Regions from separate parts of the Homo sapiens genome. Here region 1 is linked to region 2. A link is a contact called in ENCODE Hi-C or POLR2A ChIA-PET data. All regions are on one chromosome and are shown on one strand. The core of a region is the stretch at or near the end of the contact, and the rest is flanking DNA. Distances in the headings are between cores, read along the strand shown.

Region 1 (5,640 bases), core at 2,479-4,978, 150 kb before region 2:
ATTTCACATAGATAGTGTCATCTAGTTTTCCTAGCTACCATTTATGGATGACATTACTCCTGGTGGTAGATGAGGAAACTAAGGCTCCAAAAGTCCCAACATCACACATCTAAGGTGTGAAAGTCAGGACTCACCCATGCCTTCCAATTCTAAATTCTGAGCTCTTCCACTAAACTACGTGGACTCTACTTCTCATAAACTATTTCCAGTCATTGAATAACAGTTCCTCTAAGGAAGGAAGAAGCACTAGTTAACCATCCAGCAAGCATTATGTAGTAAGTCTCCCTCCACTGATATAAACATTGCAGGAAGACGAAAATGAGCTATTGTCTTAATCTGTTCCTGCCACTATACAAAGTAGCTTAGATTGAGTAATTAATACACAATAGAAACGCATTTCTCACGGTTCTGGAGGCTGGGAAGTCGAAGATCAAGGTGCCAGCAGATTTGGTGTCTGGTGAAGGCTGTCTCTCTCCACTTCATAGTTGGCTCCTCTTACTCATCCTCACATGGCGGAGGGACAAAGGACAAAAGGGACGAACACTGTGTCCTCCCCAAGGTGGAAGAGATGGAAGGAGCAGGCAGCTCTCTGAAGCCTCTTCTATAAGGGCACGAATCCCATTCATGAGGGCAGAGCCCTCATGACTTAATCATTTCCCAAAGGCCTCGTTTCTTAATACCAACACAATAGAGATTCCTGTTTGACATGAATTTTGGAGGAACACAAACATTCAAACCATAGCACTTACTATGCCACAGGCCTCTAAGGAGTTTCCATCATGTGGAATAGCCTAGAAAAGTTTAAATGCAAATAGAGAATAAAAGCTAAGAATGAGCCAACAATAAGCTGCAGTTACACAGAGTTCTACACATGGAGCTGACCGGTGGCAGGTCGGAGAAAGAGGAAGGCGGTGTAAAAAATCTGATGAGCCCTCCAGGTTGAAATTGCTCTGCCGAGGGCTTCCTGCTCTGGCGAGTAGGGCTGGGCTGTTTTATAAGTGGCCCCTAGTGAGATTGACAATGGATTCTTAACCCAACGGTGGTCCATGTGCAGGTGGCCCAGCACCCCAGGAGGCAGCCTGATGCAAGGGGATCTGCCTGAAAGGCATGATGGTGTTTAGCTCAGTCAGTCAGGCTATTTCCCTCCAGAATTTGCACTGGATAATGAAGCAGACTGGCTAGAAAAGACTGCAGGTAATGTAGAAAGAGAAGAGATGTTAATGTGTGTATGGTGGGGAAGTAGAGGATACAGACTGGCCAGCAGAAGGAAGGACAGAAACAGAGCCAGAGGCACCCAGAGGCTGAGGGTCTCTGGCCCTTAGACCTTCCCTCAGTTCTGAAGAGCTTTCCAGTTTTGATTCAGGTGTATCCTGAGATAAATTCCCTTTGTCTTAAAGTACCCACCATGAGTGGGTCTATCCTGGCAACAGTTTTTGGAAGCTGAGTTTCTATGACAGGTAGTTCACACACATTAACTAGAGTTGGGACTGTGTACATCCCATTCATAAGGGATTAGAAGGGAGACAGACATACACAGCTTGCTATTCGGTTTCCTTGGTAAACTTTCCCAGACTGAAGGCCTCTTTCCTCTGAATCTGCAGCCCTGGATGATGGGTACCTTCCATTTCAAGTCAATCAAAGTTTCCTGAGTGTTAATTACATGCAAGAAACTGGGAAGGCCATTCATTAGGCTTAACCAGCCTTGTTACATCATATTTTTTATTGCTATTTCACTTTTCGCATGTTATTTAGCTCCATAAAAACCGGGATCTTGGCCAGGTGTAGTGGTTCACACCTGTAATCCCAACATTTTAGGAGGCCAAGGAGGGAGGATCCCTTGAGGCCAGGAGTTCAAGATCGGCCTGGGCAACGAAGCAAGACCTCCATCTCTATTAAAAAAAAAAAAAAAGTTAGCCAAGTGTGGTGGCCTATGCCTGTAGTCCTAGCTACTTGGGAGACTAAGGTAGGAAGACCACTTGAGCCTAGGAGTTGCACTCCAGCCTGGGCAACAGAACAAAGCCCTGTCTCAAAACACAAAAACAAACAAACACCCCAGAATCTTGCCTCCATACCCTTATGACCCCACAGCAATTAGCCCAATGTTTTCCACAGCACAAGAACTCAAGAATCAATTGGCAAATGTATTTATGGCACATCTCTTTGCATGAAGTTTAAGGAAGGCTAGAAGTGGTGGTGCCTAAATCAGCAGCTACGTAGTTCAGGTGAAAGAGAAAATAAAGAAGGATGTGTAAGAACAGTAAACCTACTGACATATAGGAGAAGGCCGGAGGCCTGTCCACCTGACCCACGTGGCTAACTAGACCCTGGGCAGCATCTGACTCAAGTGGAGCCCATCCACCAACTGCCTCTGATCTAGCAGGAAAAGTTGAGTTGGGCTAATCCGGTCCCTTTGTTGAGACCATCAGAATAACACAAGGGACTTGAAGTTGGTGCTGATTGCTGGACAGTGAAGGTCATGTGGACTCGGGGCCCAGGTGGGGTATTCTGAACTCTGTATAAGACAAAAAAGAGCAGAAACGACATGGTGGGAAGGTGGGGAGAGACAGAATAAGTGTGAGAAAATGAAATGGAATAGGGAAGTGGTGACACCATGGAAAGAGTGAAGCTCAGACCCTTCAACTGCCTCAGTTCCTGCTCTTTCCAAAGCCTGGTTAATTTGTCCAGCTTGTCCTACATTTGAACAAGTGGGTCTCTCTGTTCCTTGGGACAAGAGCCCCCACTAGAACACCTCCTCCTGTGATGTGTTCTATCCCTTCTCCCCACTGCTCATAACATAAAATGAAGTACAATTTTATGAAACTTTTTTTATAAGAAGCATAAGACATTCTCCATTAAAGAAAATCCCAGTGGTTCTCAAACTGGGGGCAATTTTGCCTACCAAGGGGGCACTGGAGATATTTTTAGTTGTCATGTGTGTGCGTGTATGTGTGTGTCTGTGCGCGTGCACGGTAGGAAGGTTGTTACTGCTATCTAGTGAGTAGAGGCCGGGGATTCTGCTAAACATCGTATAATGCACAGGACAAAGAGTTACCAGGCCCAAAATATCAGTAGTGCAGAGGTTAAAAAACCCTCCCCAAGACCAAGGGATGACAATGCAAAGCATATACCAACTTCTCTATGTAAGGGCCGAAAACTCGTCTGATGCGCACATATGGAAAACAGTCATGATTGGGAAAATGTAAAAGTGTAAGAGCTGTTGTGTTCGGGTGTTGAGATGATGGGTGAATCTCATCTTTTCTATTTTCAAATTTGTATGCATTGGCATTTTTATTGGGTGTAATTTGACAAAGTGAAAATGAATGAACATATGGAAAAAAGAATGAAGAGAGGGAGACAGGAAGGAGAATGCACTGCTCCAGTACTGCAGGAGGAAGAGCTTTGACCAGGTCAACGTCCATGACTCATGCACACTGGGAAGCCAGGCCAGCCACACCGAGAAGGTGCCTCTCATGGTGAAGACCCTCTTGAGAATTCTGTCAGACATGGTCACAAGTGTTCTAGTCTACCCACTTAAGCCAAATTATAAAAAATGGCAAGTGATAGATCACAAAAGGGAATATAACCATGAGGAAGTTCAAGTAGGGATGAAGAGAACTGAGAGGCCCCTTTAGTGACCTGGGGTTGAGGGAGGAGCTCACCTCTAGCATCTCAGCTCTGACTGACAGTGCACAGACTCAGGAAGCCCCATCTGCGACTGTGAGCAGGAAGTGGCAGGCCAGCAGTCCCCGGAACAAGGAGTGAGTCTATGAGCAGAATCGGGTTAGGGGCATCAGTGAATCCACCCTTTCAAACCTGCCCTTGCTGCAGATACCTGGGGCATTTTTCACCACCAAACCCCTCCTTGCAATCAAAGGAAAGGGATGGTAGTAAAAAAAAAATTTTACTCCCCAATTCCCACTCTCAAAAAGGTCTGTCTTAAAGCCAGACCAAATCTGACCTATTAAGGTCTACTTTGTCTTACAGTCCATCTCCACAGTTCATAAATAATCAGCTGGCATCTCCAAATGAAGTGTTGGCAGCTAAAGGCAATGGCTAAGTTCCCCTGGGATACTCTTCACTCTTCCTCATACCCCATTTTGCTAAGAAATATTCTGAGCAACTGGTGTTACAGAATAAAACAAAAAACAACACCATAATTCCTTAAGGTGCATGAACTTGGAGACTGAAGATGATCAATGTATTCATATTACAAATGTGATGGAGGGGATATCAAGTTCATATACTGACATACATGATTGCCTTCTCAAGTCTCCCATTTAGTCAATGCATCATATAGTACCATATTCCAAAGATGTCAAAGGACATGGCAACCTGGTCCCCTTCCCTACAGGTAATCACCATTCTATTTTTTGTTACATTAAGTTTAGAACTACAAGAACTCTTCTGCACGTTAAGTGGCCCATAGATTAAGTGGCAAAGACCCTCTGGGAGAAGGTTCTAAATGACTGGCTGGAACAAAACGCCATTTTCTTCTAACCTGAACATCTATCCTCCTTCAGGGCACAAGCTGTTATTTGTAATCAAGAAAAAATTTCTCCATTTGTCTAATATTATGAAATTAGGCTCTTCTTCGGCAGTTTATGTCTCCCTGAAACATCTTGGGATCTGTTTTTGTTCAGAAAATAACATGCAACGTGTCTAACGACTTTGTCTTTCACTCAGTCCTATCACGTCTCACACTTAAGCATGCTTTGATGTTAGGCAAAGAAAGGGTCGGCGCTCTTTTGCACTATCAGGCTATATTTCATTTATATGTTTATGGAATAAAATAAATCTTGAGGTCAAGGTTCAAGGTCAGGAGACCATTCACTTCCTATCACCTAAGTAGTCAGGGACTTGGTGGGGAGATGGGGAGGATGGGCACAGGGTGCTCAAGGAAGGATGATCTCCCAGTAGAGGGTTTTGGAATTTGGGAGTCAGAGTCTTCAAAAAAAACTTCATGTATCCCCCTCCCCCAAATCAAGGGTTAGCAACCTACAGCCCATGGGCCAAATTCACATTCCACTGTCTGATATTGTAGTCAAAGCTTCATTGGAACACAACCAGGCTCCTTTGTTTATATTTTATCTGTGACTGCTTTTGCACTTGCAGACTTGAGTAGTTACGAGAGAAATCTTATGACCCACAACGTCAAAAATATTCACAATCTGGTCAGCCCTTGCCCTAGATACTTATTGAGGATCACTGCACAGTAAGCCATCATTACTAAATAATGTGTCCTTTTCCTCAGGTATATTTCCCAGTACTGTAATAGCTAGGTTTTGCTTTGGCTGTCAATAATGAGATCTAAAAAATAAGTGGCCTAAACAAGGTATTTCTCTCTCAGCTACAAGTCCAGGGCTGAAGTGACACAGATTCAAGCCCCAGGCTATTTCTTCTATGTTGTTGCTCCACTCCATACAGTCTCCATTGCCAAGTCCGCACCATGGCCCAAAATGGCTGCAAGAATACTAGCCATCACAGTCACAATGAAGTAGCAGGAAGAAAAAAGAATACCCTCAATTCAACTTTTAAAGAAACTTCTGGAAATACCACTAAACACATCTACTTACAAATCATTGGCCAATTTAGAAGTATAGACTTCTAGCTGAGTGGAAAATTGCTGAGCTAAAAAACCAG
Region 2 (6,379 bases), core at 1,016-3,515:
TTATATATGACAGTGGTCCTGTAAGATGACAGTACTGGGCTGGGCACCGGCGTGGTGGCTCATGCCTGTAATCCCAGTACTTTGGGAGGCCGAGGTGGGTGGATCACGAGGTCAGGAGTTCAAGACCAGCCTGGCCAGCATGGTGAAATCCCATCTCTACTAAAAATACAAAAATTAGCTGGGCGTGGTGGCGGGTGCCTGTAATCCCAGCTACCCAGGAGGCTGAGGTAGAGAACTGCTTTAATCCAGGAGGAAGAGGTTGCAGTGAACAGAGATCATGCCACTGCACTCCAGCCGGGGCGACAGAGTGAGACTGTCTCAAAAAAAAAAAAAAAAACAGTACTGTATTTTTATTGTACCTTTTCTATGTTTAGATATGCTCAGATATACAAAAATGTACCGTCACATTACAATTGCCTACGGTATTCAGTAAAGTGCTGTACATGTTTGTAGCCTAGGAGCAACAGACCATACCATACAGCCTAGGTGTGTAGTAGGCTACACAATCTAGGTTTGTGTAAATACACTCTATGATGTTCACACAACGACAAAATTGCCTAACAACATGTTTCTCAGAATGCATCCCTGTTGTTAAGTGATGCATGACTGTATATCTTATCTCTACAACACACCTTCAGCATAAAATTTGGGACTGTGAGTCTCCCTGTGTCCCACCTTCATCTCCACTTCAAGTACCCGGTACACTGCCCAACATATGTCAATAATAAATAAATGAAATAATGCATTAATGAACAAACAAATGAACAAACCGTGCTGGCTGGCCCTGGTTACTGAAGCCCCAGCAGAAATTAATACATGTAGACAGCGGCATGTGCCATTGGAGATAACGGAAATGTGATGATGGCTCGAGAAGTATGCAGTCCTTTAGTTTGATGGGTATGAAGGACATTCATGAATGATGTGTTTTCCTGCCTTCACAGAACTGAAGGGCTGGTTATTGGGAGGCTACATGGAGAGCACAAATTTGGTAACAGGAGGGATCCTGAGGTTCCTAAATCATTCATGGATAGACTGGGTTTCTGGAGTGGTGTTCTAAAAACACAGTGATATCAGCAGCTAGGGATGCAAGGGTGTAAAGGTATCCAGCAGGGCGGCGTCCATTCTGTGTGGCCTGTGCACTGAGATCTTTGCTTATGCTGATTATTTTCTTTTTCTACTATATTGAAAGACACCGCTGCCTACATCACAAACAAATCTATCCTTATATGCCTGGGTAGATCAGGTAAAAATGCAAGTAACAAAGATAATCCAATTTAGCCTGCAAATAAAAAACTGAGTCTTCTACCAAATTCACCCTAAACAAGAACAATGGAATAACCCTCAGGAATGCTGTAAGAAGAAAAACAATGTATGTAAATATAATTCAATGTTTTCTAAAGCTTTAGATGCCCTCTCCTGAATCAGGAGCAGGGTATTCTTTTGTTTTTTTTTTTTGTTTTTTTTTTTGTTTTTTGAGACAGAGTCTCGCTCTGTCGCCCAGGCTGGAGTGCAGTGGCACAATCTCAGCTCACTGCAAGCTCCATCTCCCGGGTTCACACCATTCTCCTGCCTCAGCCTCCCAAGTAGCGGGGACTACAGGCACACGCCACCATTCCCGGCTAATTTTTTTGTATTTTTAGTAGAGACGGGGTTTCGCTGTGTTAGCCAGGATGGTCTCAATCTCCTGACCTCGTGATCCACCCACCTCGGCCTCCCAAAGTGCTGGGATTACAGGCATGAGCCACCGCGCCTGGCCAGGAGCAGGGTATTCTTAATGCACACAGTGTATCCAACATGCGTGAGTTACAAAGCATGAGGTTTTGCTTGTGCTGATTCGTGTCACAACCTCCTTGGCATTATTTAAATGTAGTGTTTGGTATGCAAATATAGATAACACCAAAAGTAACATCTAAACGAGAACAAAACAAGAACAATACAAACTGGTTAAAAATAATTCCACGTATGAACATATCTATGGACTGCAAACATTACCCTTTTAGGCCATGAATATATATTTGCAGATACTTCATCCAAATATTAACACACTTTTTCTTTATGCACAAAATTTTGTGTGTGACATATACTGAATGTGTGCTCTCTGTATTTAACAAAGTTGCGGGGGTGTGTATTCTTATTTCTTCCACCCAAATAAACAAGCAGACTGACATCACAAGGCTTCTTTTTACTTAGGCAGAATATTGAGCAAACAAATATTTATTCTGGGTTACTCAGCTGTGATACATAAGGGGATTCATGACATGCTATGTCTGGTGCCTGCTAAGCTCTTACGAGATAATTGCACCTTGGACCACCTAGGACATCACATTAAATGGAGAGACCTGATTTTAAAATTTAAAAAACACAGAATGGGCAGAATTTAATCAGTCATGCTTCTATAAAATTAAGGAAGATATAAATAAATGGGCAACAGAAAGGTGCAATAAAACCAGGATTAATCAAACCGTGATTAATTCAGGATCAGATTAAAACCAATAGTGCCAGCTGTATCTGATCCATTCTGCAGCATTATTCTCTCCTGCTCCTTTTTGTTTTCCCATTTTTCCTCCTTCTCATTCCCCTTTGCTCTCACCCCTAGGGCACCCTCCTTGGTGGATAAACCTGCAGGAGAGTTAATTGTCACATACATGGATTTAATCACATTGTCCATCACATTTGGGGGCCCTGCCTTCAGCGATCCATGACTAATTGTTGTGGTAATTTTTCAATCATTAACAGCAGCGCATATGCTGCAGACAAATCCCAGCGTGCCTGCTAAACCCCAGTGACATGCGGCCCACAGGCTCCAGAAGCACCACTACACCAGCCCCCAGCCCCAATCCTATTAGTCATGCGTCGTCATTAATATACATCTATTCCAGGGATATGTCAGGCAGCAATGAGGTCGGAGGGGGCTGAGCATGCTTTATAACACAGCCTTGTTTTCAATCTATTCTTTGAAAAAGGAAGAGGAAGAGGAGGAGAAAAGGAAATTAAAACTCCATGTGGGATAAGGAGCTGGGGGACTATTCTGAATTCCACTTGTTTCTCATTCATTTTCAGGCAGGCTCCTGAGCTGTGGCAAATGCCCTTTCTTTGGGTTTCAGCAGTATTAGCGATCTCCATGGCAACCACCAGTACGCATCTGCTGCACCACACTGCAGCTTCCCTGGGCTCAATTCTCAAGTCGCCCTGGTGTCAGACGGGGCGCACCATGTGCACTGGTGGGACAAGACCCTGCCTTGGGGAATCATCCAGCTGATTGAAGCCCAGCTCTAATCACCACATAATATGAGCCAACAAGATCATACAGAATATGATCTGCCTACACTAGGCAATAGGATTCCAGGACTGCTATTTATTTTTCATTTTCCTTTTCTTAAGGGCCTTTGTTGGTTAAAAGCAAAGAGCCACTAGAATAGCTATCTAACAAAAGGGATTAATTTTAAAATAGGTGGTACAGTGTTGCTGGTAACATTTACTTCAAGCAAAAATCTCATATGTCCTTCATTAAAGGAATTATTCAAGAGGAAATTAAAAGTCCTGGAGTTTCCCTTTGGTTCTTCGTAAATGAAGGGCTAGTTGGGATATTAGCCAGAGCAAGAAAAGGTAAGAGAAGGATTCCTGGGTTTTTGCTGAAATTCTGACTCTTGCTATGGAGTCTCAGGAAATTCCCTCTTATACCCAGTTTCCCCAAGATTAAAATAAGATCTACTTATTTTAGGCGCTTAGCACCGGATCACTAACAAGGCCTCGGCAAGACTTAATTAATACGTGCAATTCATTTTTAGCTCCTCAAATGAAAGACGTTTGGTGCAGGCTCCACTATTATGAAATGAGGGGCCGAGCGCCCTCTACTGCTGCTTCTGGGTCAGTCTCTCAGTGGCTGAAACCCCTCAGTGGGGTTCACTTATTGTTAACATGTAACTCTCACACTCTAGCTTAGAAAGCCTTTTCTGATCAGTAAGAGCAGGAAGAAAGGAACACAGGAAGAGGAAGAGAACCAGATAATAGACTGGCTGTTATAAATAGAATATACCTGTACCAAGACTATTCAAAGGTACTTGAGGTTAATACAGCAAAGGGAGAAAGGTCTGCGAAAATTCAGAGTGCTCAATTTTGTATCATGAACACATATTAAAAAGATAAAAAAATTGAGTCTCTTTACTTTCCACTCACCTTCTTCCAGGACAATGATACTTATAGGATCTCATTGATTTGTCTATTTTCTAGAAAAGTTAGATGAAAAAGAAAGCCTTGTTTTTCTTGGAATTTTTAATAAACACAGGACTTAGATTCCAACTTTGTTTTTCAGTTTAGTAGCAACAAACCCAGTCCCATGCGCTATACAGAACTACACAAACTATACGGAACAAATCCACTTTGAGCCTTACATATAGTTACTAGTTATTCTAATAAAAAATTACAGAGGAGAAAATAAAATGATCTGAATATTACTCTTATTCTTTTTTCCATTATGTAATGATGATACTTAACATGTATACATCTGGAAATACGAGTTTGGTGTAGAGCTGAAATTGGGTAGTGTATAGTCATCCCTCAATATCTGCAGGGGACTGGTTCCAGGACACCCTGCAAATACCAAAACCTGAAGATGCTCAAGTCCCTCATATAAAATGGCATAGTATTTGCATATAATCTATGCGCATTCTCTTGTACACTTTAAATCATCTCTACGTCTACTTATAAAACATAATACCATGTAAATGCTATGTAAATAGTTGCTATACTGTATTGTTTTTTACTTGCATTTTTTTTCCTGAATATTTTTGATCCACACTTGGTTGAGTCTGCGGATGCAGAACCTGCAGGTATGGAGGGCCAACTGTATTAAAGAAATTCTGCTTCTTTATCAAAAATTAACTCCTTTTGGAATGGTGTTGTGAACAATAATATTAATAATAAAATAGATAATAATGAAGTCTACTACTCATTGAAGTTTTATTGTGTCAGAAACTATTCTAAGTGCTCTGCATCCATCACTTTTTAATTTTTACAACTCTTCAAGGTCAGTACCAGTATTATTCCTATTTTTGAGATGAGAAGAATGAGACTCAGAGAGGTAAGTATCTTGTGTAAGGGCACACAAATGACAAATGACAAAACTAGAATTCAGATGCAGAACCTCAAAATCCTAAACCCACAAAGTAAGCCATTAAACTATATTGAAAAACACTGATTAGAAATCTAGCTCCCTTAAAGGAAAAAGAAAAGTTGTAAAAGCTCTGTTCATTCTTATATATTTCCTACTCCAAATCCAAACCTTATCTTTTTAGAAGCAATGACCGCATATTTTTCCATCGCCTTTAATTTTTTCATGAGACATTATCCATTGACACTTGAAGCGAGTCATCCTGACTGACAGAAACCCAGTTCCTTTAAGAGATGCCGAGGGCAGTGTACAGAACATTCTACACAACTAAATTCCAGAGCCTGGCAGAGGGTCTGAGACTTGCTGGGGTGGCAACTAACAGCTAAGTACTGGATCATGACATGCTGCAGTGGGAGAAGGAGTTTTCTCAGCTCTCTGCAGCTGTTTAGAGAGAAAATCAAGAAGGTATCCAGCGGAGGGATTAGCTACTGTCACCCGCTGAAGGACACACAGCAGGGATATGAAGTGTGGGGCGGGGCTCCGCACAATGGGAGACAGGCCGGTTCTGCTGTGAGGTAGTGAGAACCGAGTGGGGTCAAGGCAGTGCAGCAACGCACAGGACAGGAACCTCGGTGGACCAAGCAAGTGGTGAGTGATGATAGCTGCATGAGGGAAAACAGCAGGAAGTGCGAGCTGGGAGGCTGACTGTGGGCCTGCCACCAAGTGGTCCCAAGAAACAGTCGCTGGAAGTGGCAATGGCTAAACACTGGTTTCTGTGAAGACATCTGTGTAAGGGATTCATGTCAGTCTCGAGCCCTTTTCAAGAACCCAAATCTCATCAGGCTTGAAATGACCAGAATCCGGTAAACTGAGATTGGCAGGAAGATACATTTTCAAAATTTACCCGTCACATAACAGCTGGAAAAGGGAGTTATGGTATGCCAAGTCATATACACATCTGTGTTATATGGATACAAATTCCAGATACGGAAATCCTTAAACTTCATCATTCCAAAAGGATATGACTATCCAGGAACATCTCCCATACATTACCCTGTAAAGACAAATGAAATCATCTTTCTACTCTTATCTCACTGTCATTTTCCTGTGTAAGATCAGAAACAGACCACAGCATGCTAGCATCGCATTCTTGTGAAAGTATGAATAACCGGCTAATTGTTAGAAAACAAAATGGATTGCTGATTATGCAAGGAATCTGTAATCCATTCTGCAGACACAGGAAAAAAATGAACAATCAAACACTGGCAT

The links. Hi-C counts contacts between places; a loop is a spot of excess contacts on that map. ChIA-PET counts read pairs that join two places held with the same protein, here RNA polymerase II (POLR2A). Pooled maps may share reads with other maps.
Region 1: a loop to region 2 is called in a pooled map, with 2.6 times the contacts of the local background. The contact joins two enhancer-like sites. A Hi-C loop is called at or near these places in 11 of 37 single-sample maps with no recorded cell type and 10 of 50 pooled maps. POLR2A ChIA-PET finds 5 or more read pairs at or near these places in 1 of 52 experiments (activated T-cell).

The regions. Positions count from the first base shown.
Region 1 is chr6:5,617,524-5,623,163 of GRCh38, reverse strand. All of the region lies in intron 6 of FARS2 (phenylalanyl-tRNA synthetase 2, mitochondrial), which reads right to left. Among named protein-coding and RNA genes, the nearest start is that of FARS2-AS1, 160 kb to the right of the region's middle. Within about 2 kb of position 3,728, at least 5 of the 41 ENCODE cell types and tissues checked have a DNase peak (open chromatin) inside an H3K27ac peak, as active enhancers do.
Region 2 is chr6:5,468,622-5,475,000 of GRCh38, reverse strand. All of the region lies in intron 4 of FARS2 (phenylalanyl-tRNA synthetase 2, mitochondrial), which reads right to left. Among named protein-coding and RNA genes, the nearest start is that of FARS2-AS1, 14 kb to the right of the region's middle. Within about 2 kb of position 2,265, at least 2 of the 41 ENCODE cell types and tissues checked have a DNase peak (open chromatin) inside an H3K27ac peak, as active enhancers do.